Regions from separate parts of the Homo sapiens genome. Here regions 2, 3, 4 and 5 are each linked to region 1. A link is a loop called in an ENCODE intact Hi-C map of the cell type or tissue named here. Cell type or tissue: heart left ventricle. All regions are shown on one strand. Each heading gives the region's core, and the rest is flanking DNA. Links, peaks and the distances in the headings are about the cores only.

Region 1 (5,829 bases), core at 410-5,409:
AGTGGTGCGATCTCGGCTCACTGCAAGTTCCGCCTCCTGGGTTCAAGTGACGTTCCTGCCTCAGACTCCCGAGTAGCTGGGACTACAGGCACCCGCCACCACACCTGGCTAATTTTTTTTGATCCGCCCGCCTTGGCCTCCCAAAGTGCTAGAATTACAGATGTAAGCCACTGCGCCCGGCCAAAGGCAACTAATTCTTATCAGAAAGATGTCTTCACAATGTCTTGGAGCAAAACCCTAGGTTTTTTAAGAAGTACTTTAGAAACCTCATGGGCAGGTCAGGGGTCAAACACACAGAAAATTCACTAGCGATCAGTTTCAATAAGTCCAACATGAGAATAAACAAAACCAGGCTATTAAGTGATAATATGGAGAGAAAAATAATGGTGCCCAGATTGATTCATTCATTCAAAATATCTATATTCTTTAGTCGTATTTCTTCAAATACTGATAGTATTTGGCAAATACCTGCTAGTTTGTTTAATAATCCTAGGTCTTATTTATATCATCAGCTTCCGGTGGTCATAAGATTTGCAGAAAGAGCCTTTCTCTGTTGGATTCATAATACGTCCTGGATTCTACCTGAAATCCTTGTCTCTGAAATGTTGGAAGAGACCCTCTTTCATGCCCCCTGCCCCGACCTGGCCACAGGCGCGTACACCTGGTCCATATTCTGTAATGAGGTCTCAGTGGTCATCTTATTCTCAGGGCCCATCGAAAAATTGCATGCTCTGAAGACAGCATAGTTGCATCAAACTCTTTAACTGGCTGGCATTTTGAAAGTTTAAAGGGTTAATGCTCCTAAGAGAAGAAGAAAACACCACGCGTGCGTTTTGATCTGAGGTTCAAAACATACACGCAGATGAAAACGGCCAGCCTCATCGCTACACACAATCCCTTTCTCTGCCTCCCAGTCCCTCTCCTTCCCTCTCCACAATCTTACAGATCTCAGTACGATTAGAGAGCTGCCGATAAGAGAATGGCCATTGGTATTCTATGGTTTCAGTGTAGTCTGAAAATTAAATCCCTATGAAAATAATATATCTCTTCTCCTCTCCCCTACCCCCTCCTCCCTAGAAGCAGCTGCTTTTCACATTTAAATGTAGCAGTGGTAACAAGAGCCTCTTTTATCAGCTACTCCTATTCATAAGGCATTAAAATACACGCCGTTTCCTAATCCCTAGTGCAGCTCTAACAGGGGCTTCAGCTTTGTGCTGAAATAGCACGTATCTTTTAAAAGTAGCTGATGGAAATCATCTTCCAAACCGAATCAGTCTCTTAAAAGCAGCTCTCCCCAAGCACAGAACATAAATAGAGTCCAGGACACAGTGTGTGTCCAGCTCCCCTCTCCACTGTAAAGGGTTTGGGAAACAATGGCTGAGTTTGTTTATAAGTAGCCCAAGCGACTTGGCAAGCTGCTTCCCTCCTCTCTCTTCCCTCCCACCCCAGATCCCATACCCATCTTTACAGCAGCACCAGTTGCAGCGCCTCTTCTGGGAAAGGCATTGCTACTTCTGTGTAAGCCAATAGGCATTTGCTGAGCAAGGTCACTTTCAGAGGCAGCTCTTTCTGGAGGCAGCATCTACAGGAACGGTGGGCCAGGGGCTGGAGGCATGGATCAAATAGAAAATCACCTGGATTCCTGGTTAATCCACAGGCCTCAAGAGGAGTGCATGCGGGGCTGGTGAATTCCATAACCATGAGAGAGCTATTTTGTAGGCAGGTAGCTGATAGAAATGTACACAGCCATATGACACATACGTATATATATATAGTTTACATATAAACACAAGTATACACATATTTGTCCGCATCAGACAGTACTGATTCCCTGCACAATCACCTAGAAATAGCATTAGAAGCACTATTAACACAGAGGGAACATTTCAAATACAAACAAGAATAAGTAGCCTGAATTATGGTTAACTCTTGTGGCTATCGTTTTATTGAAATTACGTCCTGAAATTAACTTTTTCTTATATGTTAAAATTAAGGCTGGCCCTTTAAAAATAATTTATTTTTTGAATACTCAAGCTTTCATTCCGATATATCTGTTTTTCTATTTTCAGTAAATTAGGGGGTTTCTAGTCTCTGGTTTTATTACTAATAAAGAAGAGAAAAAGGTAGCAGAAATGTTTGTTGTATTTTGTGTTCAGCTTTATGTTTATTTTCTTTCAACTGCTTATAGAAGAGATCTCAGGAGGAAAAAAATACATCACATTCTTCTAACATTGTTTTACTCAAAGTTTTATTTTAGAAGTGTAATTATTTTTTTCTCATGGTAAGTAAGTGTTGCTAGAAGTGTTTTGGAATTTTAAGTTCCTCTGGCAGATATCTGTTTTTCAATTGCTGTGAATCTTTTTTTTTTCTAATTCTCTCTCTCTTCTTGATTTGAAACTGAAGTGCTGATGAATGTTCTTTGCCTTGTACAATAGATATCTTTTTACTTATAAAATGCCACAAAGTTATAAATTAGGAGGACTATCTACATGATAAGATTTTCTCCCTCCCTCATGTGCCAGCTAAATGTTGAAGAAGGCTGATAGGAACAGAAATAACATGTTCAAGGGAGAAATAATCCAAATAAATATATACCTTCATTTCATCTCTTTTGAAGAAAGTGTCCATCTCACCAAGGTTGTAAGGTTTTTAATAAAAGCAGAAAACTCTTCAGGTAATTATAAACGCCCTTTAATACTATTAAAGGAAAACGTAATTCCAATCATTGAGATTTATTGGAAATCTTACTTTCTGAGGCAGTGGCAATTATCTCTGAATCATGGAACCTGACTGCCCTCTTCTGGTTATAAACAGAAATAGGAACAGCCTGGAAGAATTCTATCACTGACAATAGGGTTATGTCTAGGAAATCTACGATAATAAGGAAATGTCCACATTCATATTAGAATCTGTGCCTGACAGGAATTAGAAACTGAATAATCTAACTTCCTCATGGCCCAGAATACAATGCTTTCTAATTGTTTTTTGACAGCAGTTCTGACTTTTGTACTATTTTATTTTATGTTTGGAGCCCTCAAGTCAGACCCAGGTGTTCAACTAAAGCTAAAGTGAAGAGCAGTAATTACTTTAAAATGTCCACAACTTTTTGAAAAACTGATATTAAGGGCAGCCAAGCATTCATAAATATTGCATTTGGGTTGGAGAAGAAATTCACTTTTATCAAAAGCTCAAAAAGTAATAATTGTCAATAATTAACTAGACTATATTTTAGAGATTAAAAGGTAACATAAAACTTTTCTCATATAAAATTAAACATAATGAAAATAACTATTATGTAATGCCATAATTACATGGGATCTCACTGGTTACTCGATAGAATGATCAATTGAGTAATCTTAGATCCATCCATTTTCTCCCTTAATCTGTATTAGGTGACATGATTTTCCATGTTCATACCATAATTAAAAAGCTTTGAATTTCTTTCTTTTTTTCCATTTTACCGCTGAAAAATGGTATAATGAATTCGGGATGATTGATAATTCTAGATAGAGGATCATTAAATGCCAACAGAAAAAAAAATTATGTTCAATTATAATTGTGATACTACGTCAAACAGATAGAGGAAATCCTAATTCTGAGCTCTATTAAAATGCACTTATTTCAATTTCCAGTTGCTATGTATGTCCTATTAGCAGCCTGACATTTTGAGTAGTACACTAATTCATATGAATTGGGTTTGAAATGAAAGCTTTCAAGTCAAGCTTTATGGAACACTGAATGTGCGATAAGCCCAGAATTAGCAAGAGAATGAGGTGATACTTTTTCGCCAAGTGAGCTTCTTGTATGAAGGCACAAAACCCGAATGCTCCGAATTATAAAATGCTTTAATTTCAAGGACCTCGCCCATAAGTAAAGCACACGTCGATTTTTCTCTGGAAACCTATTAAGTAGTTAGAAGCAGATAAAATTCTAGTCTGCAATTAGAAAATTAAAGGTCAGAGGTTAAGTGTGTGCCTTGCCAGGTAGGTCTCAGATGGATCTCCACCTGTCAGGTGTCAGGGTTGGGAACACATTTCAAAAGATCACACAAAGTGGGCTAAGAATACATGTAACTGGGCAAAGCTTACATCAGGCCAAGCGTAGCAAAAAGAAAGCAAGGCCCCCCCCGGTTTTCTAGGTGTCCCCTAGAGAAGCTGTAGGACTTGCAGTGGGATTCTGTGTTCCAGTGACCATTCCATCCTCCACAGCTCTGCCCTCCATCCTGCCTCATGTAGGTCTCCTTTCTTTCTTTCTTTCTTTTTTTTTTTTTTTTTTTTAAGACTGAGTCTTGCTCTGTCACCCAGGCTGGAATGCAATGGTGCCATCTCAGCTTACTGCAACCTCCGCCTCCTGGGTTCAAGTGATTCTCCTGCCTCAGCTTCCCGCATAGCTGGGATTACAGGTGCCCACCACCATGCCCAGCTAATTGTTGTTGTTGTTGTTTTTTAGTAGAGACAGTGTTTCATCACGTTGCCCAGGCTGGTCTCGAACTCCTGACTTCAAGTGATCCGCCCGCCTTGGCCTCCCAAAGTGTTGGGATTACGGGTGTGAGCCACCTGGTGCTCAGCCCATGTAGGTCTCTTTTGACAGGGCAAGGGTAAGAAGAGCCTTGAGGAGGATGGGGTGGGCTGGTCATCCTCAGGCATCAGGCTCTTAGGGGCCTGCACTTTGCAGTTGTCAGGGAATGCTGGCTGTGCACACCTGGAGAACTCAGGTAGTAAGGTATTGCAGTCCCCTGTGTGAGGAAGAGCCCTTTCCTGCTAAGAGTAAGAGCTGCTGTTTCTGGCTAGCTTGTTGTCCAGGCAACCCAGAATGGGCCCCCAAGGTCAGGTTTGGCCAATCCTGCTCAGGCACCTGATTGCATTAATAGAAGAGCACTGCACTAAGGGTCAACTTCTTACAGAGCTCTGCCGTTTTGTGATCACAAGAGAACTACTTCTCCTTTACCTCAGTTTACTCATGTATAAAACAAGGAACTGGGACCCCATGCCTTCTAAGGTAACTTTTTGGTTCCAAACACATACGCTGTCACTTGTCACTTTCATAAAACTATAACATTAAATGAGGTACCAACCATCTTCATGAGCAAAGGATATCAATTAGTGGTGTGACAAAAATATAAAGAGTTATGAAAAGTTTTACATCAATTTTCCCCCCTCAGGTACTGAGTAGTACAAAGCAAATGCAAACCGTTACATTTTATGGCTTGCTCACTTATGTAATAAATCTGGCATGACCTGAAACTCAGTGTCTCTCTCTCTCTCTCTCTCTGAAGTTAATAAGGTCCCCGGTTTCTATTCAGAAATTCTCTTCTCTCCAGGATTAGGAGGAAAGGCAACTCATTGCGGTCCAGGCTTCAGGGAAGACTCGCAGAGACATACTGCGTCTTTAGGTGTAATGGTCGTGAGGCAGCAGGGATACTTGGTCCTGTGGTCTGGGGAAGATGCTGGGATGGAATTGATGCTGAATCTTTTGGAAGGAGTCCTGTCAGGTATAGTTTTCTCCTGTTCTGCTGGTCAAAGAGTTGTGACAATAGAAGCTGCAGGCTCAGCTGTTCTCTGTCTTGTGCCAATGAAAACTCTCAGAGCAATGACAGCTGTAGGGAAATGTGGCCAGAGCTAGGGAAGAGAGAAAGCGAGGAATCAATAAAGATAAAGGATAATCTAAAAGCAGAGTCGTGCCTGCCTTCGTGCCAAAACAAAACATATATTACCATTTAACATATGTGCCCTGACTCACCTGAATTCCTGTGACTTCTCAGGGCAGATAGTTTCGTCTGCTTTGTTCATCTCTGTGCCCTCAGCACCCAGTACAGTCCTTGGCACCAAG
Region 2 (5,829 bases), core at 566-5,565, 1.7 Mb before region 1:
TGAGGGGGTATGAGAAAGTAAAAGGGGGGAAGTGAACTAATTTGGATAAAGCAGAACACTTTGTAAATGAGGTGCATTGAGGCTAGAGAGATACAGATGGAGGAGAGGGGCTCTAGGATTAAAAATAGGCATACTGGTTGGAAACTGATGAAATGGGTTTTCAGCGATCAGTCTATGGATTCAATAGGAACCTGGCAGAATGTAAGGTTGTGATGAGGAGACCACGAGTGAGAGTGAATTCGTCAGAAAGAGTGAGAAGGGAGAAAATAGCAGCAAGGACCTGAGATCCCTTGCAAGGAGCAGACTATGGAGATGCTAATGAGGGAAAATTAACCTTCGGGTTGGGTCTGTGACATGGGCCTTCCACTGAATGTCTGATCCAGGGGCTGCCAGCAGCTTCCCTCTGCACCAGCGAAATGAGATAATCGCTCTGAAACCTCCCAACCTTGGTGCAAGCAAGCTCTGAGACTGTTGTGGGGAGCAGAATGTAACTAACAGCTCCTTCCAAAGAGACAAACAAATAGCAACTAGGACCACAACCAGGCGCCAGAGCAAACCTGCAGTTGTGGGTACATTTGTTCAACTCCAGAGCCCCTCTAGGCTGGCACATTGAAGGAAGGGAGGAGCAGGTATGGAAAACGAAAAAATATCTTCATCTCTGTTTGTTCCAGTCTGTCGCCAAAGGCCCTGGATAACCGGGCCTCAGTGAGGCAACACAAGGGATAAATGGATTTTATCTCCAGGAGCGTGGCCACTGGGCCAGGGGATTATTGCTTAGCCAGAGAAAATGTAGTGGGGAGGGGAATAAAGAAAAGAGAGAAGTTGAGGAGGACAGACACAAAAACAAACAAACAAAAAAAATTCAAAGGGAAATTCTGAAAGTGGTTTCCTGTCACATACACTGAGACATTAAAACACACACACACACACACACACACACACACGGATTTTATTAAACAAACAAGCCAACAACCAAACGCACATCAAAACTACATTTGCTCCTGCTGTCATAGGAAAAGAGGGTTTGGAATGATTGTAGGGTTCTGGTAGGAACCCTTCTGGCCTTTACTACTATCAGTACCTCCCCATCCCCTCACCCCCCGCCCCAGCATTTTCATAAACGCTCTGAAGTCCCCGCTGGAGAAGGGGCCGCACTAGAGGCTGCAAGCAAGGGGAGGACTCCCTGTTGGAGGCGAAGGGGTCATGTTTCCAAGTAGAGACATCAGCAAACCACAATCTTAGTGACAGTGACAGCGCAAAATTATGTTTAATGTTGCAAGGGGGAAAGGGGAAATATAAAATTAGCGCAAAGAAAATGTTTCCCAGACCTTCCTCACAATTAGGGCATACGGATGGGCACAACGGCGGGGTCGACAGTGGGGATGGTGGGGCCTAGCCGGGCGACCGTGTTGGGTGGAGGCAAAGGCCGGAGTCCTCACTCCCCAGGAGGAAAAGGAAAGCTTCTGGAGAGAGATTAATGACACTCCGCCCAATCACTTCACTGGGTTCGGAACCTTTTTTGCAGAAGAGGGGATGTTCTAGATTTCCCATCCTGGCGGAGATGACAGTTCAACGACCGGCCTACTCAGTCCCAAAGCCACAGGGCGTTTTAATTAGTGATGAGGCTGGTGGAGGGGCTGGCGGAGCCTGGAAGGCGGAGAAGGAAATGCGGAGGGGGAGACGCACAGCCCCAGACCCCTCCCCCTCCTCGCCGGAGCCTCGGGAGCTGTAGGCAGAGGATGCTGAAGCGAAGTAAGAATTACTTAATAAATTAGCTGCCCCTCTTTAGAACTTGCTGTCAGCCCCGCCTCGGCAGCCGCACGTAGGCGAGCGAGACCCCACTGCCTTCTCACTACGCCCCTGGATCTCCATAGGCGCACCCCCACCCCCAACCAGGGTCTTGGACAGGCAGACAGCCGACAGCCCAAGGGATTGGCCCAGAGAGGGCCAGGGAGGTGGGAACGGTGGCATTTTCAAGGAGGAAGCAGTTTCTGTTCAGTGCGGGAGATTATTTCCTCAGCTGCTTATTTAAAGAGACAGAGATGAGAGAGAGAGAAAGAGAGGTTGATTCCCTTCTTGTTGTGGTTATAAAAAATTTAATTTTGCCTTTGTCTAGAAAGCACTGTATTATTGTGATTATTAAACAACATCGTTTCCCTTCTCACTGCCAGGCAAGGGAAGGGGGAAGAAAGAGAGAGGATTAAGGAACATTTATTTAAAAAATAATACATATTACAAATAAGTGTATTTTTAAAAACTAAACCAGGCAGATAAAGGCAGATGAGAAACTGCAATGAGAGAAAGGGGCGGGGGGAGAAAATCGTTTGATTATTTAAAGGCTAATCTAGGCAGAAGAATCAGAAAAAAGAAACTTGGGAAAATAAGGCAGCTGCCATTTCCTACGTGTTAGCTACATGACTTGAAAAAAAATAGGAAAAGAAGCTATTCTTAGGTATAGCCAGGGTTGTAGTTTTATACTTTGATTTTAGCAACAAGTATGAAAAGATCTAAACTAATTGATTGCTGAGTTCCTTGGCCCTTTTCCAAAGAGCAATATAGATTTAATTGTATGTTGCTTAAAACTCCATTTCTCGAACAGTGTGAAGCATGTAATAAAAGTCATAAACCGTATCGGAGATTTTTTTTCCCCCACAAGCATAAATACCCAACTGACACTTGGAAATCTTAGCTAATACTCCTTATGGGTTAAAACAAAACAACAAAAAACAACAACAAAAAAGGCATCTGTGAGGGGGAGCCACATAATAAAATCCAAACTGTTAATCCATTTTAACTCATTCAAAAGAACCTGCAGTTGCGGATGGGTGTTTTGCAGAGGCGGGGCTGGGGTGAAGATACCCCACATCAGACACCTGATCTGCTCAAATTCGGTCCATCTAAACCACTCTCCCCTAAAGGAAAGAAGTCTGGCCTACAAAAAGACACCAGAAATATCTCCACCAGAGAAAATGGATCTGAAAGTTGCAGCCGAACTGCCTGGCCAGAACTCTCTGGCCAAGAGACAGGGAAGCCACTCCGCGGCTTTCGCTCTCCGCTGCCCCTAGCCTGGCATCCCCCAAGGAAAGAGACCGGCCTGGAGAGGCCGTGGGAGCGCTCCAAAGCGGCGCGGCAAAATCCACCCCTCTCCCCCTCCTAGGCAGCTCCCCCTTTCCCATTGTCCTCCGTTATCCCTGACCCCCAGTTGCTGTTGGGGTCCAAAACCACCCGCGGCTCCCCCTCGGCCAGCTGTATGCTGCAGAAGCGAAGAGTCCCGGCCACGCCTGCGATTTGGTCGGAGATCTGCCGCTGCAGCCAAGTTCGCGGCCGCCATCAAGCTGGCGGCTGCGCGCGTCTCGGGCCGTGCCCTGGCGTGGCCACGCGGGCCGGCTGCAGGCGGAGATCTGTAAAAATCCACGTGAGCCGCCCCCTCCTCCTGCTGCCCGCGGCCCCTGACACTGCAGCATTGAAGCCTGCCCGGAGGTCCCCGAGGTCTCCGAGTGTGACAGTACTCAGCATAGCGGGTAGATGGCACAATTTTCTAACATTTAGAGAGAGGAACCCACGCTGGGAGCAATAAGTCCATTTAAAAGCCCTTTATTTAAAAGGAACAAAGATAACTGACAAGCGAAGTACAGAGACATCTCAATGAAATTTCCAAAGAAGAAAGAGAAATCAGAGGCTAAAGCAAATGCGAACTGGGCTTGATGGAACAGGCCAGCACTTTCCTCCCCCTCAAAAGGAGAGCAGATAAAAGACAAAAAGAAAGAGGTGGTGGTCATTGGGTCTGTGCGGTAAGGATCACAGACCAAACCAAATTCTAAAAGTCCACAGCCACTAAACTTTAAAATGGCCGGGTGGCCTCGGTGGGGGAAGGTGAAGGAGAAGCTAGATCAGTTTGGGGGAAAGAGATATGGAAGTTTTGCCCCTGCCTTGGAGGCTCTTCCCCAACCTTTGATAACAGGTATCTCTGCTTTGGCTTGGGGTCTAGGGAGCCCCAGGAGGATGGGCAGGCAAGGCATTCGTTCTGGGCACATCTGAGCCCTTCCAAGGGGCTGGGCACCACAGGCTTCTGTCCTACAGCCACGTTTCCTACAATGGGGCCCAGGGCTGGGCCGAGTCAGCCACGATCCCAGACACTAAGATTTGGTCAAAAGCAGGGCACTTAAGCTCACACTCAGAGACTTGGGTACAATTGTGCCCCTTCCAAACTAAGAAGGGCACGATGGCACCCACTGATGTCTCCTGGCAACGCCAAGACAGCCCACACTTCATCTTGTGCTCTGGCACCGCCACCACCCTCTCCCTCCCCACCAAACCTACACGCCAGATCGATCCCCCTTGCCAGGAGAGCCTCAAGCTGAGAGGAGGAAACAGAGGAGGGGGCGAGAGGCCAAGGGATCCGTGAGGCCACCTCTCTGGTCATCCGGGCCGGCCTCTGGCCCCCAGCGACCCTGGCCAAGCAGGACCAGCGGTGGGAAGGGGCACGGCAGCTATCGTCCGCAGGGGGTCAAATGATTGCATTTGGGTGGGTGCTCGCCGACATATTTGCTGAGTAAACCTCCCTCGCTGGGCTGAAGGCGAATCCCCGTTGATAAATCCATCATTACCGTTCGGATTCAGGGAGGCAGCCGCGCCACTAAATTCATCTTACATTCGTAGCGCTTTAATAGACATTTATGAAATGCTTTTAGAGAGAGGCATGGGGTGCGTGATTACATCCTAGTTATAGACAGAACATAAAGACCCACGTTAACACCCATTTGCAGGAAGGAAGGAAAAGGTGGGGAGGGGGTGGTAAGGCAGAGAGATGAAGTGAGGAGAGGCAAGGAGAGATGGGGCGGGCAGGGGCACGGTGTCTAGGCGTTATTAACGAGGGCTGCCTGGCGGGAGCCTCGGAAAGTGACAGGCTGCGGAGAGAAGTACTCGCTCCCCTCGCAGTTCCTGGGGCTTCCCTTCCCTTGCCCCCCACCCACAATCCCCCCGTGGTGGGCTCGTATTCTCTCTGCCAGGGAACAAGGGACGCCGCACTGCCTCCGCCGACCCTTCTGTCCCTCCAACCCCCACTGCTTCTTCACTTTATTCCAGGCCTCTCCAACTTCGACCCTTTGGAGTGGCCAAACCAGAAAGAGAAGGGAGGGAGTCCCCGCATGCCGAGGACCCCAAGAACTCCTTTAAAGCATCCTCTTCACCCCACCTCACCCCCAACCCAGAGAGCAACAGAGCTGGGCCAGGTTCCTGCAGCAGAAAGCAGACGCCCAGGCCACCGGGCGGAGTACATCTGCTTGCTCAGAGGGTTCCTTGGCCTGGCAGTCTTTGCGGAAGGACCCCCTGCTCTGCGCCAGGAGGAAGCCATGCCACTTTCGCGCCTTCCATCATCTCGTGCCTGGGAACTTGCCCTGGACTTGCCCCGCGCCCCCCGACCTCATCCTCAGGGAGCTGCTCCTGTAGGGATGCCTGGGCCTCCAAAGGGCCTAACGCCTTCCTGAGGGCCCCATTAGCTTCGCCTAGAAGCCCAGTCCCCGAGCTTTGCCGGCTCTGCGCGCGCTCTCACCGCGCCCTCGCTCCCCCGGGACGCAGCCACCGACCCGGGCCGGGACAGCAGCCGGCAGGACTCCGGGCCCTCCCTGGCTCTTGGTAAAGAACACTTCCGCTATCTCAAAGTTGCCATAAGAAAATAAATACAAGTGACATTGTACTGGGCCAAAGCTCATTAGTTCGTTGTCCAGGCCTAATAAAGGAACAGAAGCGCAAATTATAGAGTTCAGCTTCAACACACGCTCTGTCACCCGAGATCAGCGCACCGCGAGCCTGATTCCAATTGCTCCGAAC
Region 3 (5,829 bases), core at 604-5,603, 1.7 Mb before region 1:
CCCTCCAAGGCCGCAGAGAGTCACTAGGCCAGGGTGGGGCCCAATGAAGCCACCGGCCCTGCTGGCCCGGGAGTAGCTGGCTAGCGCCTGGGGAGGGCGAGGTTCTCTCCACTTTCCCTCCCGTGCACTTTCTCCAGGGGCGCATCCTCAGAGGGCTCCTCTGAGTCAGAGTCCTCAACCAAGAGTTGGAATTTCTCCGAGGCGAGTGCAGGTCACAGGCCATTTCTGGAGCCACCCGGCGGGGCATTTGCCCGAACACCCGGCACAGTCTCCTCGCCAACTTCGGGCTGCTTTGGATAGTCAAGGGGGAGAGGGGTCGAGGAGTATTCCCTCTTTGCCATTTGACCCCAGAAATGAGGATGGAGAGCAACCGGAGCGAAGGAGCCGGGGAAGAAAGTTCAGCAGGACCTGTTGCTGGCGCTCAAGCAGCCTCGCCTCGGAGAGAATGTTGGACACCTTGATTTCTCCAGGGAGCACCAGTGCTCTCCCCACCTCGGGGAGTCTTGGGGGAAAGAGACTAGCAGACGCAGAGGGCCAGAGGCCCGGGGAACTCTTCCCCGGCTTAGGCTTGGAGTGCAGGCAGGGACAGAGTGCGGTGAAGTCACTGTGAAAAGGATGGCGTCCCTAAGCCCGGCTAAGACTGAAATTGCAATCGTAGGGAACTGAGATCTCCAAAAGAATGTGGAAGGTTTACTTTAAAACACCCAACCAGTTCATTTTTCTCAGAAGGCATTCTGGATGCCCTGACGGGGGCATGCCGGGATGGGACCCTTCTCCCCTCCCCACAAGAACTTCAGACACCTGCTCTATCCTGCCTTCAGCCCCCAGGCCCCTAGGACCGCAGGACCCCTCCTTCCTGGGTTTCCCTCACAGAAGAGAGTCATTTAATGTTATAGATAACTCAGCCCCAGCTCAACCCACCCACCCCTGGAGAAATTTAGTCTCCTCATCTTCCTCACCCTGCTGCCACCATTTCTAAAGGTTTAGTAGAGTCAGGGCGTCATGCAGGCCCTGGGCTTTCCCCAACCGGATGGAAGAAGGAAGTAGACGCCCTCAACCAGCTGGGGAGCTGGGCTGGGCGCCGATCTATATTTCGGGGTTCAGCCCCATGGGTGGCAGCCTCTCTGAATTCCTAACTGTGCTAAGGGTTGGGGTCACCTGCCCAGATACGTTGCATAGCCCAAACCCATGACAAAAGTCTGAGTGGAAATGGAGCCCTCCTTCCCCCACACACGAAAATGTCGCCTTTTGGCAGTGCGGCCCCCAATCCTTCATGTCACCTGAGGGTCACACTGCAGGCGCAGGGCTTCACTGGGTCCTGCCTCCTGGGAGGTGCTCGCAGACCAACTCCAGGGTCGACAGCCGGCAAAGCAAATGCTGGCGGTTAGGTGCTCAAATAACATTCTTCATTCCTCTTTTTCAAAGTTGATTTATAGCAATCGACAGGTTAAAGCCTCATCTGACTTCATTACTTTTAAAAGCTGTCTATTTCACAACTGTCACTTTTCATCACTTAGCTCAAATAAATACTTGAAGAAATGAATTGGAAGAGACTTTCAGATCATGTTTATAATTCTTGGTCGCCGCGTTAACATTCCTAATGACCTGACCCTCTGAGTTTCTGCAGACTTCTAAATTGGGCCGAAAATTCCTCCTTATATACTAGAAAACTTCAAGGAAGGTGAGGTGGCCGGAAATGCGACTCAAGGGAGAAGTGCAGCGGCTGCATGTGGAAGGCAGGGTGTTGTCGCAGCAAAGCATCCCAGCAGCTGCGAGGGCCCAGGCCCGAGACCCAGGGCCACAGAGAGGGGGACAGCTCACGGGTCAGGGGATTCACATGGAACCAGCTGCTGACAGGAGGGCCCCAGCCTAGCAGCCGCGCCGCCCGCCCGCGTTCCTCGGGTCCCGCCGACCAGGCTGCAAAACCACGAGAAAATTCATGCCAGAAGGAAACGCTGTTCATTGGGACTATTACTATTATTCTATCACTGTTTCAAAAATGATTTTAAAGGGCCCCTACGACCGCAGATGAGGAGTGGCAGAGTGAGAGCCATTTTCTCCCAGTCATCTTCGACTCAGAGCTTGTGAGACACCCAGAAAGAGCAGAAGCATGGAAACGAAATCGTACGCACTGAAGTCCGTTCAATAAATTGAAATAGTTTCTCCAATTTTGCTACCATTTGCCCAAGCCTTCTAGTATTACCAGCCGGTGGTAATACTTTCACTTTCTCTCTCTCTCTCCCTCTCTCTTTCAAGCTCTCTCTCTCTCTCTCTCTCTCACACACACACACACACACACACACACACACACAACCAGTTCTAAGAAATAGGAGGAAAAATACAGAAAAAAAAAAGCGAAAGGAGAGGTAAGAAAAAAAAACTACAGAAAATAAAAGGAAAAGGAAGGGAAGAAAAAGGAAATGAGAGAAAAGAAGAAAGCAAAGGAAAACCCAAAAACTATATATCTTTTCTTTTTTAGTTTGGGGGACAACGATAGAACACATATTTTCCTTATTTTTTTCTTTGAAAAAGAACAACAAGAACAACAAAAAACCCTAAGCTGCGTCTCTGAGCTTGTGGTGGATTGGGCGCTTGCTCGGTGTGCCTGGGCCGAGGCTGACTCCAGCGCGCCGCTCGCCGTGCCTGGGGACCTGCAGCCCCAGCCTCCGCCCCGCCCGGGAATTTCGAAGATTTCCCCCGAGCGGCGGCGCGCGGAGTGTGCTCCGGAACTCGCCATCACAGCGCTCCCCGCCGCCGCCAGCCTTCCCCAGTCGTGGCCTCAGGCCTTCGCCCACCCTGCGGACCGCTCCGCCTAGGTGGGTCTGAGCGCTCCCGATTTTCCGCTCAGAGGCTTTAGGAACCCCGAGTTAACATTGCTCGGTGGCCGCTGCCTCGCTGCGTGGACGCGGCGGCGGATGCGCTCGGTGGCGAAAACCCGGGCGCGCTGCCGTACCTTGGAGCGCCACCTCGCTGCAGAAACTGGAATGACGCCGCCAAGCCTCCCAGCCTGCGGCAGCCTAATTGTACGTCACCCGGACTTTTTCCGTAATCGAAACCCTCAGAGAAGCCGCAACGCACAGGTCTTCTGACGGGTTAAAAACCATTATCTGTGACCGACAGATCCCACAGTGGCTGCATTGGGATGAAGGGAAAATAACAGAAGAAGGAGAAAAATATATAGGCACAATTTCACCAAGTCTAAAGTAGTCACTCAAGCTGGGGAGCTGCTTTCCTAGAAAGGAGAAGATAAATGAGACGTGGTCTTTAGGAAGCCACTAGTTCGGGCCCCGTGTATTTCCGGCCATTCAGCTGCGGCCAGTGCAGATGTCTCCCATGAGGTGGTGCCTATAAAGTCATCCCTTCCCAATTATGATTTCCACCAAAATTCATTTATTCTGGTCAGTCCAGCATTAGAGGGGTTCTGCAGTGCCAGTCTCCAGCCTACTGGGACACTGTACCCACAGCTTTTGGCTTTGCTGACTAAATAACCACAAAATATAGCCCCCAACACGTACACCTGTCCGCCGGTGAAAGTAGCAACTGGCAAGAATTGCAAATTACACAGCCTCTCTTTCCAAGGTGCAACTGGGCATTTGACACTATTTTATCCAGTTGATAACTTAACAGGTTTGCCGCAATCTTATATCCACACGACCATAAAATATACAGAAAATTTAACCCACTTATATGGTGAGCCTTTGCTTCAATGTGTCTTCAAAGTGCACCATCCCAGAGATGGGTGTTATAAGTTAAAACAAATGTTACATGCCAAACATGGTTTTAAAAATACAGCATCTCTGTCATGGTCCAGTGAGGATTTGTGTGGTTTCTTTGTTTTGAAGGGAGGTACAGAACCTTTATTTAATGTAGTTTTTATTACAAAGTTCAAATCCTTTTTTTTAAAAGGAGCTCTGTGGATCCTACAAATAATGGGAGCTGAACTGGGGACTATAGGGTGGAGATAGAGTTTATCTGGTGTTGTATAAGCCCCTGTATTTCCCTGCCTGAGCAATCCCAACATAGAGATCGCTTCTTGAAACTCCGCAGTCCCCTGAGTTAGCGGGGTGAGCCCCCAAAGGGCAGGCAGGGGATAGCGTGAGTGCCCCTTCTCCCTGTAACCAGGGCTCCTCCTTGCTGATTAGGAGCTCTCAGATCTTGCTCAGAAATTACACGGCTGCGCCAGGAAAATAGCCAGGTTGGCTTTCTGGCTGGTTTGTCTCTTCTCCATCAGGCTAGGAAAGATTCCTGTGAGACCACACAGGAGAAAGGCCCCAATTTCCTAGCAGGACTTCAGTGAGCATCCCTAGTAACTGCCAGCTAAGGAGGGGTGGCCCGGGCCCTGGGGGTCTTGAGGCCTAGGCATGGGGGTGGGGGTGAGAGTTGGTGCTAACATGGGGAGAAGGCAGCTGATGAGAGATAATGGGAGCTCAGAGGGAATTCCCAAGAGGGTCCTGGGGCCCACTGAGGGCCAGCAGTGAGGAACTAGGACAAAAACCGAGGAGAGGAAGGCATAGGAAATGATAGGTGTGAACCTGCACGCCTACAGTTTGGAAAAGGAGTTCTAAACTGGAAAAGGTTTTGTGTGTCTCTCTCTTTCTGTCTCTCTCTCTCTTCCCCCCCTCCACCCCCTTCTTCTCTCCCTTCATTTCTCTCTTCTCCACCCCTTCCTCTTCTCACATTCAGGTTTTCTGGGGTTTTTTTCGCCCAATAATGCCTGGAGATGAAAAATGATTTTTGTTGCTATTACACTTCCTACCGCAAGATGCAGTGCAAGGCGGCTGAGTTTGTATTACAACTATGTCACAATGTTTCACTGATGCAAAACATGTAGCCAGAGGGTGTTGCTAATGACTCCTGGATTAGAGTGAGATTGAGACTGGGAGAAAAAGAAAAAGAGAGAACAAGAGACAGAGGAAGGGAGGAGAGAGAAGAATGTCATTAGAGAACGAGGAAAATCACTGTATAATCACCTCTAATAATCTAATCAGGATATTTTCAGATTTCAAGGTTCTCTCCATGCTTAAGAGTGTGAGCTAGAGAGAGACCATTATCCTTTTAAACACCACAAAGGTTTTTTTGCATGTTAATAACTATTAATTATGTTTACAGCCAGTTAAGTGAAGAACTCTCCTTTGGAAAGAAACTTTGGAAAACGCTTAATAGCAGATTAAAGCCTTTTCCTGGAGCCGAGGTCGCTTGGAGGGAGGTGGGGGCCGGGTAATCACCCAAGGGTGTGCGGAGCCCGAGGCGGCTAGCAGAGGCTCAACGCCCCCGCCAGTGGTCGTGCACACAAATGTGCAAACGCCTGTGACGGGCTGCGGGGACCCAGGGTGCCCCGTCGGACCCGTGGCGGAACTCCTAGGCGCAGCCAGCCGCACGGGCTCGGCTTCCGCTCGGTCTTGGCAAAAATGTCCCTCCGGGCTCCGAACTCCCCGGCGCCCTCCCCCGAGACCAGCTCTATTTAGGGAAGCCGGAGGTTTCGCGGTTCCTACCGTGGCCCAGGCCGGTCCCACCGCCCAGCAGTCCGCTTCTGCCCCCCGGGGCACAGCAAGGAGGGCGTTCCCTCGGGGCTGCGGCCCTTTGAACCCGGGGAGCCCTCGGCTCTCGCCAGGACTCGCGGAGCTCGCTCGGGGCCCGGCTGCGGAGCCGAGTGTGGGTGGCGGGTGGGGTTGAAGGCGAGTGGGGGAGGCAGGAGGGGATGGAGGGGCGGGGGCGGGAGCCGGGCGTTAAGCCTGGAAGCTTGGCTGTTTACCCAAACGATTTTCCTTTCAGACCCGAGACGCCAATGAGACAAGATCAAACTCCCCTTCTCGTAGTGCGTGTGTGGGG
Region 4 (5,829 bases), core at 379-5,378, 590 kb before region 1:
CGCTGTTCACATTGAGCTGCATGTTTACCCTCCCCTGCCCCATGCCCACCCCAGACCTTATAGAGGGGCCCGGAACCCAGGAGTCTCTTCGATGTGTGAAGAATTTAAATGTCTTGGTCAGGCCTGGGCAAAACCAGGACATCAGATTTGAGGATAGCCTTCCCTCTTGTCTGCCATGCTAAATCTCTACCCTGTCAGGAAATAAACCCAATATCATAATTCTATAACTGATTTTCCTCGGAAGGGATTACATCCAACTTGGTAACCAAGCAGTTGATACTCAGGATAGTTTTGCCTTCTAACGAATTTGTGCCAAAATTCAGAATATCACATTACAGCATTTGCAAAAGAATAGTGTAAAGGCCAGAGAAAAAATGAGCAATGCAGAATATTGCTCCTTAAGTCATCAAAGAAATACAGACAATGTGTCCTATTACGACACCTCAAATACCTGTCACTAACTCCATCCAGCTGTGAGTGTTCAGGAGACAATATTAACAGATGTGTGGTTGGAAATTAGCTGTTTGGGGGGTATTTTTAATGAGATAGTTCTTTATTATTTTTTCTAGAATAAATTCCCCTTCTTTAGTTAGCCTTGATAAAACAGTGTCCAAGGTAAGTCTTGGAATCTCATCAGAAATCTCAAATGATTATTTTAGCTCTTTCAACTTTCTCCTCTTCAAAGCCATTAAACAAAGCAACTAATGAGTAAATATATAGGATGGCTTAAGATTTATTTCTTTCTCCACGGTTTATTCAGAAGTAATAAAATATTAGCAAAGGTAGCCAAGGCGGCTCATGCCAGTAATCCCAGTACTTTGGGAGTCTGAAGTTAGAAGATCACTTGAGGCCAGCAGTTCAAGACCAGCCTGGGTAACATAATGAGACCCCCATCTCTACAAAAATAAAATAAAGTAAATTCGCTGTGTGTATTGGCGTGTGCCTCTAGTTTGAGGTACTTGGGAGGCTGAGATAGAAGAATTGTTTGGGCTCCGTAATTCGAGGCTGCTGCAGTGAGCTATGATTGCATCACTGCACTTCAGCTTGAGTGACAGAGCAAAACCTTACCTTCAAAAAAAAAGGCAGAAAATAGTAAAGTTAAAGAAAAAAATGTTAATAGCCAAATCCCGGGTTGATTTTCATAGATTGAAAACTCAATTTTAGAGGAAAAGAAGGGTCAACTGAATCTTCTGTGTGTCAGGTGCTCACTTAATCTTCCCAATGGAGTCAGTACCTATGAAGTACAAATGAGGTGCCAGAAAGCTGCTATGTTCCAGAACCAAGTCTTTTCTTTGAAAGACTAAATTCTCTGCTTTGTCCCTGCTGCTTTGAGAGTTTGGTTACGTATATGATAAGGCCGTGTAATAATCTTGACATCTATGACTTCTATTTGAAGAACACAACTATGCATCTTTTCTGCATCCTAATAGAAGCAGACCTATTCAGAGACAAGAGTCTTTGTGCATAGTTTCAACTTTCATGCACTTTAGTCACCTGTTTTTTTTTTTTTTTTTAAGGCAGATTTTGACTCCAAAAGTCCAGGATGGGGCCTGAGGTTCTGCATGTCTAACAATTTCCCAGCTGATGCCAAAGCTGCTGATCAGAGTCTACACCTTAAGAAGTAAGGACTGTCAGAGAGCAGTGAGCTGAAGTGCCAGGGTAGAGACTTGGGATAAGGGGCCAAAAGGACTGGCTTCTGTCAAAGTTAAAACTTGGCGCCCCTAGGGAAATTCCTTCAGTGGATTGTGGAGCCATTTGCAAAACAAGGGCTAGTGTAGTCCTCTGGTTGGCTTTTTCACCAGCAGGCTTGAGGTTCTCTACCCATACACAGCTCTCCTGAAGTCCACCGCTGTTTTGTTTGGACAGGCTGGTCTCAAGTCTGAGCTTGCACACAAAGAGCTTATCACCAACACTGGCCTTTCTCTGGCAGCTGTTTTCCTTCCGAGTCCCAGGGCTCTAGTCTGAGGGCAGGAAAAAGGCTTGCTGGAGAAAGAAGGGGTGCTATCAGCAAGCTGTGGTAGATGCCTGGCTTCAAGACCTTGCGGGGGAGTACCTCTCCCACACATACCTCCTTACACACACCCCAAAGATCAGCTTCTCCACTATGTCCTTGCCCTAGAATAAGTATGAAATAAGCAGTTTGATAAATCTATCGGTTTTGTCCATAAAAGCTGGCGAAGAAGCAGAGACTAAATTACTTCCTATAATAAAACAAGGAATTTCTATAAATTACAAGGACTGAATGTCAAGTCCTACAGAAAAACCTGCTCATGGGCATATGTGTCCGTGATGGAACAACACATATCCCACCAGCATGAGGTCAGGCATATGAAATCAGTATGAGGTATATGAGTGCCACATCTAGGAGAACTGATAAAAATCAGAGTCGTTGTCAGCTGTGTAAATTGAGAGGAAAAGGCGCCTTCAGCGACTTCCTTTGGGGAAGGCTTGTTTTGTGCTGGTGAACTGCTCCCCCTGGTGGATCAGAAATCGTCATGGTCGGGATTCCATTCTGAAGGGAGCAAACATGCTCTGGAGAAAACTGGGCAGTTGCAGGTATAGAGATATCCTCCCAAAAAAAGCTAATTTCTGAGCCCCCAGAAATACATTGAATACCTTCTGGGACCCTAACTGAGTCTTAGTGTGGCCATGATGTGAATTGCAAAGTTTGTCTTCCCACATTATTGGAGTTGTCTTGTGTATTCTCATTATTATGGTTGTTTCAAAATTGTGGCTGTATATTGATTTGAGAGATACGGAAAAGTCTTAAGTCCTGTATTTTATTTTATTTCCACTTTAAAAGCAATTCTGGATATTTACAAGGGGAAAAAGACCAACAGCGAGGAGAACATTTTTCTGTGAAATCATTTGTTTCCCTTACTGTCTACTTTTAACTGCTCTCTCTGAGGTGGTCATGTCGATTGTGATTAATTTATGCCTGGGCCTCTTGTTCTACTTCCCTCAACCTAAAAATAAGTTTTGTGATTTTCTCAGGATGAAATTTCTACTTTCATTATTTATGTCAGTGCCAATAGAGATAGTTTATGTTGTTGTTTTCATTAAAGAGATTTTTTGTATGCCCTGCCATGCACAAAGAGGAGATTTTGCAGGTCAGGCAGAGATGAAAATCTCTGACAACACTCTTACTCTTTCGAACATTCTGCAATGAGGATTGCAGCTTCAGTCCAAACAGTGTATAAGCTAAATAAGGAAGTGTTTTAAATATTTATTTAACAAGACATATTTTAAATAACCTACATATGTAAATAGAGTTCTTAGCCTGTACATTATTGCCAGGTCGATTCTCATGTTCTGATATATAATTAATTACTGGTTTATTCCTCTGTAAACCGAAGCAGGGAATAATTCCGTGATGCCAGGTCACTGATGTCAGCAAAATGTAATACCCTTTGTCAGTGGGATCTGTGCAGGAGAAATTGAGACTGTAAAATCTGTGATGGTGGGTGCCAAAAGGTGTCCAAAAAACAAGTTCCTATCTCCATTTTAGTTGTTTTCTCCTGATGTGTAGACTTTTTCTCTATGTTACCTAAGTGGGATTAGAATGCACATTTTTTATGTTAATGCAAACTCAGAATGCCTATGCAGTCTAAACTATGCATTTTATAAGTCACCTAAAGTGTCATCTAAAGTAAATGCATATCATGACCATTTTAAGCAGCACTATTATATTTAGAAACAATAACAACACAAATATCAATCATTTTGGTAATTCTTGATCATTGAAAAAATGAATTTTTAAATGTTTAAGCAAAATCCACAAGTCATTTTTAACTTTTTGAGAGAAAAATATGGCGATATGTATGTATATATATATAATTTTGTTTTCACTTAAATGAGCACCTGTCTTTCAAATTACTCTACTAAAAACTTCTAAAGGGCAAAAATTCTGAACATCAAATTTGTCAAGGGTATAGATAGCCCTAGGAAAGAAAAAAGCAGGCAAAAATGTGGCACCTTTTCTCCTTAGACTTCATTTCTGATGATGTAAAATAAGTAATCATCTCCAATACCTTAGCACTTTGCTCGTTTGGGTCAGTGGTGCAACAAGCATATTTCATTTAAACATAGCACATGTCAGTTACCAAAAACCCAACTCAAAGTTTTTATTCCAAGCTCTCTGAATTAGCTCCTCAACTAAATTCTAGCTAGTGGATTAATGACATAAAATATCTTGGCTCATGGCCACAACATCCGGGAAATTTAGTGTGGAAAATCATGTAAAATGATTGGTTTATGCCATCATAACATACCAACCTATTGGTCATGTCACCTTTTAACCATCATCTACTTGTTTTGCCACGCTTAAAAATGTTCTATATTAAATCCATAATAGATCTTTTTGCTATTCTTGCGGGGCACTTTTGGCTCATGACTGTAATCCCAGCACTTTGGGAGGCTGAGGCGGGTGAATCACTTGAGATCAGGAGTTTGAGACCAGCCTGGCCAACATGATGAAATTCCATCTCTGTCAAAAAATACAAGAATCCAGGCATGGTGGCACACACCTGTAGTCTCAGCTCCTCAGAAGGCTGAGATGGGAGAATCCCTTGTATCTGGCAGGCGGAGGTTTTAGTAAGCCAAGATCACGACATTGCACTCCAGACTGGGCGACAGAGTGAGACCCTGTGTCAAAAAAAAAAAAAAAAAAAATCTTTGTGCTATTCTGCTTTGGGAAGAAATATTAAAGTGCTGGGAAAATAAAAAATGGCAGTAACAAAAAAATAGAATTTTATGGTCTGAGTGATCATCAGAAGCACTGTTAGATGCTGCGTCCATCTTTTCGTTGATGGTACATTTTGGTGCTTAAAATAAATGCCATTTCTGTAATTAACGAATAGGGCTAGTGAGGTATAAATTCGTCTTGGCAGGTTTGAACTCAGTGCTGTTGTGCAGTTGTATGAACAAGGAAATTAAATGTGAAAAATGGCCAATCTGTCTATCCTCTGGGTTCCCTCAACAACGCGGCCTCATGAAGTACCTGCTGCCATATTGACCTCAGTACACACACAGAAGAGCCAAGGGAATTGCTTCTTTGGGGACTGGAGGTGAATTTTTAGATTTGGCATAATCTACATATTATTTTTTCAAATGAAAATGTCGATAAGTTTAAGCCTCCATATCAACGTGGAAAAAGAATTTGTCCCTTAAGATAAATGGTAGCAATAAGATACTCAGATTATCTTCTCATTAAATGTTATTATGATTGACATCTTTGTTTTCACAAATGTTCTTTAAAAATGTTATACTAAGGATGAAGTACACATAATTTTATCTATTATTCCTTCTATGTACAGATAAGACTCTGAGAATTTATAGAAACAAACATTAGAAGGCAGGAATGTGGAGAGAAGAAAGCTACCTGACAAGGGAATCTCAGGATACAAGGAAAACACCAAGGTGAGTTTCCTGACTTTTAGCTTTGCCTGATATATCTCAGACCTAGAGTTCAAGGAACCAAGAACCCCAAAATAATAATGGGAAAGGACAAGAAAAGCCCCAGCGAAAGACTACTCTGTCTCTAGCCAAAGGACAAGGAAAGGGGCAACCAAGCAAGACAGAAAAACATTTAGATAATAACCACTCTATTCTAGCCAAATTCCACAAAAACTAATTAGATGGTGTCAGAGGAGGCTGAGTAGGAAGGAGGGACTTTACCCCTGCCCCCTAATCCTGTGATATCAGTGGAAGCCATGTGGAGAGCAGCAGCAAGGCACTTCCATCCCTCACATGTTGGGAAGTATAGTGGACCCTCGAACAACACAGGTTTGAACATCACAGGTCCACCTAGGTGCAGATTTTGTTAAACAA
Region 5 (5,829 bases), core at 261-5,260, 620 kb before region 1:
CTATAAATGTGTTTTTAGTGAATTCACGAAGGATGTTTTGGCTAAAATTGATTTCTGTGAAATCTTAAAAAGCTGAACAGACAGAAACAAACAAGCGAGCCTCCATCTTTCCACGTGAGGCAAGCCAGCAGGGATGGACCATGAGGCACTTCTCTGGGTACAGAATTTAAGGAAGCACCAAAAATCTTAGTAATCAAGAGAAAGAATATTAGAATGAAATATACTGAAAAATCAAAATGAGTGCAAACAATCCATGACAAAAAAAATATCAAAGTTCAGGCCGGGCATAGTTGCTCACGCCTGCAATCCCAGCACTGTGGGAGGCCAAAGTGGGAAGATCATCTGAGGTCAGGAGTTTGAGACCAGCCTGGCCATCATGGTGAAACCCTGTCTCTACTAAAAATGCAAAAATTACCTGAACATGGTGGCACGTGCCTGTAATCCCAGCTACTCTGGAGGCGGAGGCACGAGAATCACTTGAACCCAGGAGGCGGAGGTTGCAGTGAGCTCAGATGGCGCCACTGCACTCCAGCCTGGGCAACACAGCAAGACTCTATCTCAAAAAAAAAAAAAAAATTGTTCATAGGCTTCACTCACCTCACTCTAATCCCAGGCAAGGCGAGGAAAACATCCTCTTTTACATCTGTGTGCCCTTCCCTGTGTTGAGCACAGTATCTGTTAGTCAACAGCAAACCATTCAATAGTGGATGAAGATGATGGTCATGGCAATGATTTGACCACCGATGAATGATTTCAATATGAAGCTACCCTTACATCTTTTAAAATCAGTATAGCTAAATGTCACCAAATCATTTTGAAATTGGAGCTAATTTTTTATTAGAAAATTAATGGGGGTTAAAAAAGCATTTTTTTTAGGTCAAAAGAGTTTTTCTAGGCAACCCTGACACCAGAAATTTCTCCATTTCATCCAATGTTTAACCATGTATTTCTAGAAAATACCCCTATGGAAATTTATGGAGGTTTTATGTTGAGTAACTTAAAGTGAAATACATATGTAATCCATATGTATGTAATATATGTATATTTAAAGAAGCATCAAAGTCCTCTTACTGCAAATTATAGGCAGAGTTATAGGGAGTGCCATATCACGGCAGCAGGAAGCAATGTGTGCCTGGGTAAGGAGCCTTACCGTTCCAATGTTGTAGCATTTTGAGTTCTTTCAAGATAATGAAATTCTGCAGCAAGGAGAAAGAAACACTGCGATTTTGCCACACACCACAAAATGTTCTATGTTTCCCATTATAAAAAAAATACTGGCATCCAAGATCTCCTAGATATGAATAATGTTTGCCTGTGTGAACAAGGATGAATTTTTTTTTCCTCTAATTAAACTCCCATGAGACTCAAGCTGCTTTGGAGTTGATCTTACTCAGAGAATGCTTTTCTCCTGTCCTCCCGCTCCTCACTCTCCTCTTCCTCCTCCCCTTCCAGTCTGTAGAGAGCTTCCCAGAACCCCACTCAAAATCTCAGTAATGTCAGCAGCCTCTCTCAAGCCACATGGCGAGGGTACAGAGCTAGACAGCAAGACAGCAAGATAAGAAGTGAGCGCCTCTCTGTCCCTCTGTGGACCTGTGGTTCCCTGGAGCAGTTTTTAAAGAAAGGCATAGACTGACATGGTTACAACCCAGTTGACATGTCTCACAATAAGAAAAGCTACCTAGTGTATGAATTGTTGTTTTGGACTATTCTTCTTGAGTAAAGCATTTGCCTTTTATACTGAAATAGATCAAACAATAGCAAGAATTCTGCTTTAAAAATACTATTGATTATTTGTTATCACTACAGCCATAGCATTCTTTTTGAACTAACTCTGACTGTGTCATTTGAATGCCAGCCAACACACCATTACAAGCCAGGTACTCACCCTGCAAAACCAGTCTGAAAAGAGAAGGCTGGCCAAAGGCTACTCAGATGTAGCCTGGTGGCAATGAGGGCTCTGGAAAATGTGTAGCTGTGACTAGAAATCAAATATGAGTGAGGAGAAAGCCTCTCTCTTTGTCCGAGGGAGTGATCACATGTTGACAGCTGGAATTTACATGGCTCCTTATTCAATAAACTAGCGCCTTCCCTGCATTCCAACATCAGCAACACAATAGTGGCACAGAAGCAAACTGACACATTACACATGGTCCAGCTGTCCCGCCTGTCCACTCTCCACGGATGCCTCCTCCTCCTCCTTCTCCTCCTCGGTCTGTCCCGTCTTCCTCCAACATGGGGTTTCACTTCTGCAAGATCTAAACACACACTCATTGGATGATGCCTATATCATGGGTGCTTGATTTTGTGTGCCTTCCAACACTTGCCTGCATGCAAGATATGAGTTCTACATTAAAGATGAATAACAAACAAGCAAGAACTCAGGATACGATAAAAACTCAAACAAATGTCTTCCACTTCATTGTCAGCTGAAAAAAAAGCTGTGCGTGATCAACGTTTCCCACATCAAAATCTTTCGGACATCACAAACCCTTACTTTGGGTGTGCGTGGTTTTCTTTATGAACTTGAACACAAAGGGAATGTGACCTGTGGAGTAGTAAGTGGTATAACTAGTGCAAATTGTTTTTATTACCTCCTGTACAAAAAATGGTCATCTGAAAAGAAATGTGAAGTTCCACAGTATCTGACAGTATACCATGCTTTCTCTGAATATATGTGTGTGTGTGTGTGTGTGTGTGTGTGTGTGTGTATAATATTATAATTTTGGCAACACCATGCACTTTTTGGTTAATAGCTTCTATTAAGAAGTCCCAAAATTTTCCCAGAAGGAATGTTGTATTAGGGACAATGTCTGTTTATAGTGGTGATGTATATTGTTTGGCAAAGCACAGCAGAGTACACAAAACATACATCAAATGACCCTGTGCCTCGTAAACCTGTCCATTCAGTCTAGAAATTTTCCTGCTTAAAATATACACTTTACAGATTATGACAAAACTCATCAGTAATTCCCACACTGCTCTATATCCTTAACATATGGAAAAGGAGGGAAAAAGGCATTACGTGTTATGAAGCAGCCATTAAACTTTAATCTCTACCACTAGGGGGCAGAATGCAGACTTTTCTAAACTGACTGCTAGGCAATCAACCATCACATCATTGTAACATTGAAGACACTTCAAAAAGACTCAGATGTTTAACTCTTGTGCTAGTGATCATACATTCATATTGGGCTGCAGGCCAAAAGAGAGAAGAAAAAAAATCCAGAGACTTGCGGCTGAAAAGCTATAAAGTGGTGAATTTTACCTTAGAGCAAAACCATCTTCAGTGACAAATTTCAAAGGCCATATGTATGTGATTTTCATGAAAAGCAGACGACCCTAAATTTCTTTGTTTAACTGGAAGCGATCTTCCTTACAGAACCAGCGGATTCTTTTTTCGTAATTCCCCTTGTTTATTGTGCTGTTAGAAAATTCACTTTCCTTTTTAGCGCTACAATCAGGATTCTAGAAATGCTATTTAATGCCAACGGGTATTTCATTAACACCGCCACCTCCAGCATCTTCAAGGATATCACCTCAGGCACAACGTTACTGATGGAGAATGTTTAGAGTATTCTGATAAAATAGGGTTCTTTCTTTTTCCTTTTTAAATTAAATCCTCCAACGCAACCTTTATTCTATGGTAACAGCCCGATGTTCCCTATCAAATTTTCCCAAGACAGGACATTACAGTTTTTCCCCTGTAATTAAAGCCACAAATGTCTAAAAATGATGAGTCAATAGGATTACAGACATTACTTCTCACAAAAAATTGAGTTTTGACTCACATGTCCTATTGAGGGGATTTGCGACTTAATAGCCACATATTTCAATTTACTTTTTAGGCCCTGTAACCACATAGTTGTAATATAGTTTAGACTATTGTAAAAGCTGAGAAACACACCCAAACCTAATCAGTGGCAGGTTTCCTAGGTTAATAAACTTAAGGAATAGTTTTGGGGTTATGGGCAGGGTTCACTTGTCAGCTAGACATTCTGAGAGTTTGCAAATTCAAATTCCAATACATTTGGTTTTTTTCAAAAAGGAGACGACTTTTGCTTAGTTCCTATTTTCATGAAATTGTGATCCCAGGAAAGCTGGAAAACCCAGTGAAGTGCTGGGTTTGACATTGTCCCTGCCCCCACCTGTGCTTTCTTTTAAAGCAAGGTGTTTCCTAAACAGAGATAGTGCCGAAAGGAGACACATATCGCTTTTTGCATCAGGAGTGTTACTTGATATGTATCAATATTTCCTGTCAGCGCCAACAAAGCAAAATCTTGGGCCTTACGGTATCCTTAGATGGCTAAATATTATTTGCTTAAGTCAGCGCGTTCCAGACCCTTTATGTGGCCTGACAGTTGATTGGGAGAAGTCCCACGAACTTTCTTAAAGTGTGCAGTCATCCGTTTGGCGGCCGGCTCCGGGGGTTCCACATGAAATCCTCTTTAGATAAATTCATACTTGCACAGGGTGATTAGCCTTACAGCTTGGTTGGCTCACTTATCTTTAAAAGCTAGACTTCCATGATCAATGTGGGCCTGAGATTGTCTTCCAGTAACTACCTCTGCTGCGATCTCCAAAGCTCAAAGCTGGTGAAGGAAGATGCAACCTAAAAAAAAAAAAAAAAAAAAGAAAGGAAGAAAAAGAAAAGGAATTCTTTTTTTCTGCTCAAAGATGACAGGCTGAAGTTGACAACCTAATCCTTCAGGCTTGTCTTACTTACTGAAAGGCTCAAGTAATGTCAAAGGAACCATCTGATAACAGTCTACATGCCAAACCTAACAGCTTTATTGCAACAAGAAACTTTCACATTAAATTTCCATGTGTTTTCTCTCCACACTCCTTCTTAACTTTACAGCACACTCCCCACCTTTTTTTTTTCCCAAAGAAAGATAAGTCTTCCCTGCTGCAAAAAAAAAAAAAAAAAAAAACCAACAACAACAACAAAAAACAAATAGAAACTGCTGTATAGGCCAGCTGGGATATAGTCAAATTAGTGGATTATTATTACCTTGGGGACATTAGAAATCAAGTTTGTTATTGGCAGTTCCTGTTTCTGTAAGAGCTGTTAATAGCTAAAATTTAAAGGGTGTTTGTCGATCAACAGAATGTTATTTTCTTAAGTGGGTAACTGCCATTTTTCTTTTTCACGTTGCTCCTGCTGCTGCTACCTGGCACCAAGTTTACCTAAAAGTTCAGCCTCCCTTATAACTAGAAATAAAGCCAGTTTTCACAGAAACATAAAGCACACCTTTTTCTGGACTTACAGTTGTGACCTAAGAGAGCAGGTGTATGAGTTAGGAGTCTCAAACTAAAAAACCTTTTAGAAAATGGTATCAACTTGTTAAGCACACTTGAAAAGATAATAAATACAGACATTGTAATATAAGTAAGGGTGGCTCATTCTTTTCGTGTTCTCCGGGTGTTATATAAAGAATGTTTTCAGTAAAATACAGATCCTTCTGTGCTTACACTTTGTGACATTCTTGCTGGGACAGTTTTACATTTTGAAGCTAAACAATTCATTTAAGAATTTTAGCTCAAGTCCATGGTTTTTTTGTTTTGTTTTGTTTTTGTTTCAGTTGACGATGGTCGTACTTCTCCATGTTCTGAGACCAGTTTAAACAAAAACAAAAACCAGACAACAACCTTGCAAGGGAAAGAATTCAGAGTAAATAAACAGTCTTTTTCTGGGAAGTAAAATATTTCCCTAAGGTAAGTTACTTTTCCAAGGGAATTACAGCATATCCCAATGTGGACTAACAGGCGTTTTCTTCTGGTCTGATTAACATTTAGGAAAAAATAGATTCCTGAAAATAGCCTATTGTG

What was found. Peaks named below come from ENCODE experiments on the same cell type or tissue, not always from the same donor. Only the 100,000 strongest peaks of a DNase experiment are listed, where the experiment ranks them.
Region 2: it touches region 1 in a loop (4-fold over the local background); 28 of 110 quality-filtered maps call a loop at or near these places.
Region 3: it touches region 1 in a loop (4-fold over the local background); 24 of 110 quality-filtered maps call a loop at or near these places.
Region 4: it touches region 1 in a loop (3-fold over the local background); 20 of 110 quality-filtered maps call a loop at or near these places.
Region 5: a loop joins it to region 1, with 4 times the contacts of the local background. A loop is called at or near these places in 24 of 110 quality-filtered maps.

What each region holds. Positions count from the first base shown.
Region 1 is chr15:94,667,600-94,673,428 of GRCh38, reverse strand. No RefSeq gene overlaps it. Among named protein-coding and RNA genes, the nearest start is that of LINC02852, 81 kb to the right of the region's middle. In heart left ventricle, for the core only: CTCF peaks have their summits at 2,602 and 2,801 (motif pointing left); no DNase peak of the experiment used is centred there; H3K4me3 peaks cover 549 bases; H3K27ac peaks cover 1,589 bases.
Region 2 is chr15:96,343,397-96,349,225 of GRCh38, reverse strand. It overlaps SCDAL (stem cell derived angiogenic lncRNA), which reads right to left. Exons shown (of 2, transcript NR_198964.1): 2 at 3,582-4,661. Among named protein-coding and RNA genes, the nearest start is that of SCDAL, 3.4 kb to the right of the region's middle. In heart left ventricle, for the core only: a CTCF peak has its summit at 3,512; DNase peaks (open chromatin) are centred at 1,745, 3,355, 4,450 and 5,455; H3K4me3 peaks cover 4,846 bases; H3K27ac peaks cover 4,840 bases; H3K27me3 peaks cover 3,786 bases.
Region 3 is chr15:96,354,176-96,360,004 of GRCh38, reverse strand. It overlaps LOC101927263 (a long non-coding RNA gene), which reads right to left. Exons shown (of 5, transcript XR_007064788.1): 3 at 5,493-5,829. Among named protein-coding and RNA genes, the nearest start is that of SCDAL, 14 kb to the right of the region's middle. RefSeq lists enhancers at 689-1,531, 4,854-5,753. In heart left ventricle, for the core only: CTCF peaks have their summits at 2,749, 2,962 and 4,761; DNase peaks (open chromatin) are centred at 2,684, 2,954 and 5,404; H3K4me3 peaks cover 2,893 bases; H3K27ac peaks cover 1,846 bases; H3K27me3 peaks cover 2,905 bases.
Region 4 is chr15:95,256,263-95,262,091 of GRCh38, reverse strand. No RefSeq gene overlaps it. Among named protein-coding and RNA genes, the nearest start is that of LETR1, 68 kb to the left of the region's middle. In heart left ventricle, for the core only: a CTCF peak has its summit at 2,478 (motif pointing left); no DNase peak of the experiment used is centred there; H3K27ac peaks cover 1,163 bases.
Region 5 is chr15:95,289,308-95,295,136 of GRCh38, reverse strand. LETR1 (lymphatic endothelial transcriptional regulator lncRNA 1) reads left to right here. Exons shown (of 4, transcript NR_034095.1): 2 at 5,583-5,715. Among named protein-coding and RNA genes, the nearest start is that of LETR1, 35 kb to the left of the region's middle. In heart left ventricle, for the core only: a CTCF peak has its summit at 3,060 (motif pointing right); no DNase peak of the experiment used is centred there; H3K4me3 peaks cover 1,196 bases; H3K27ac peaks cover 1,242 bases.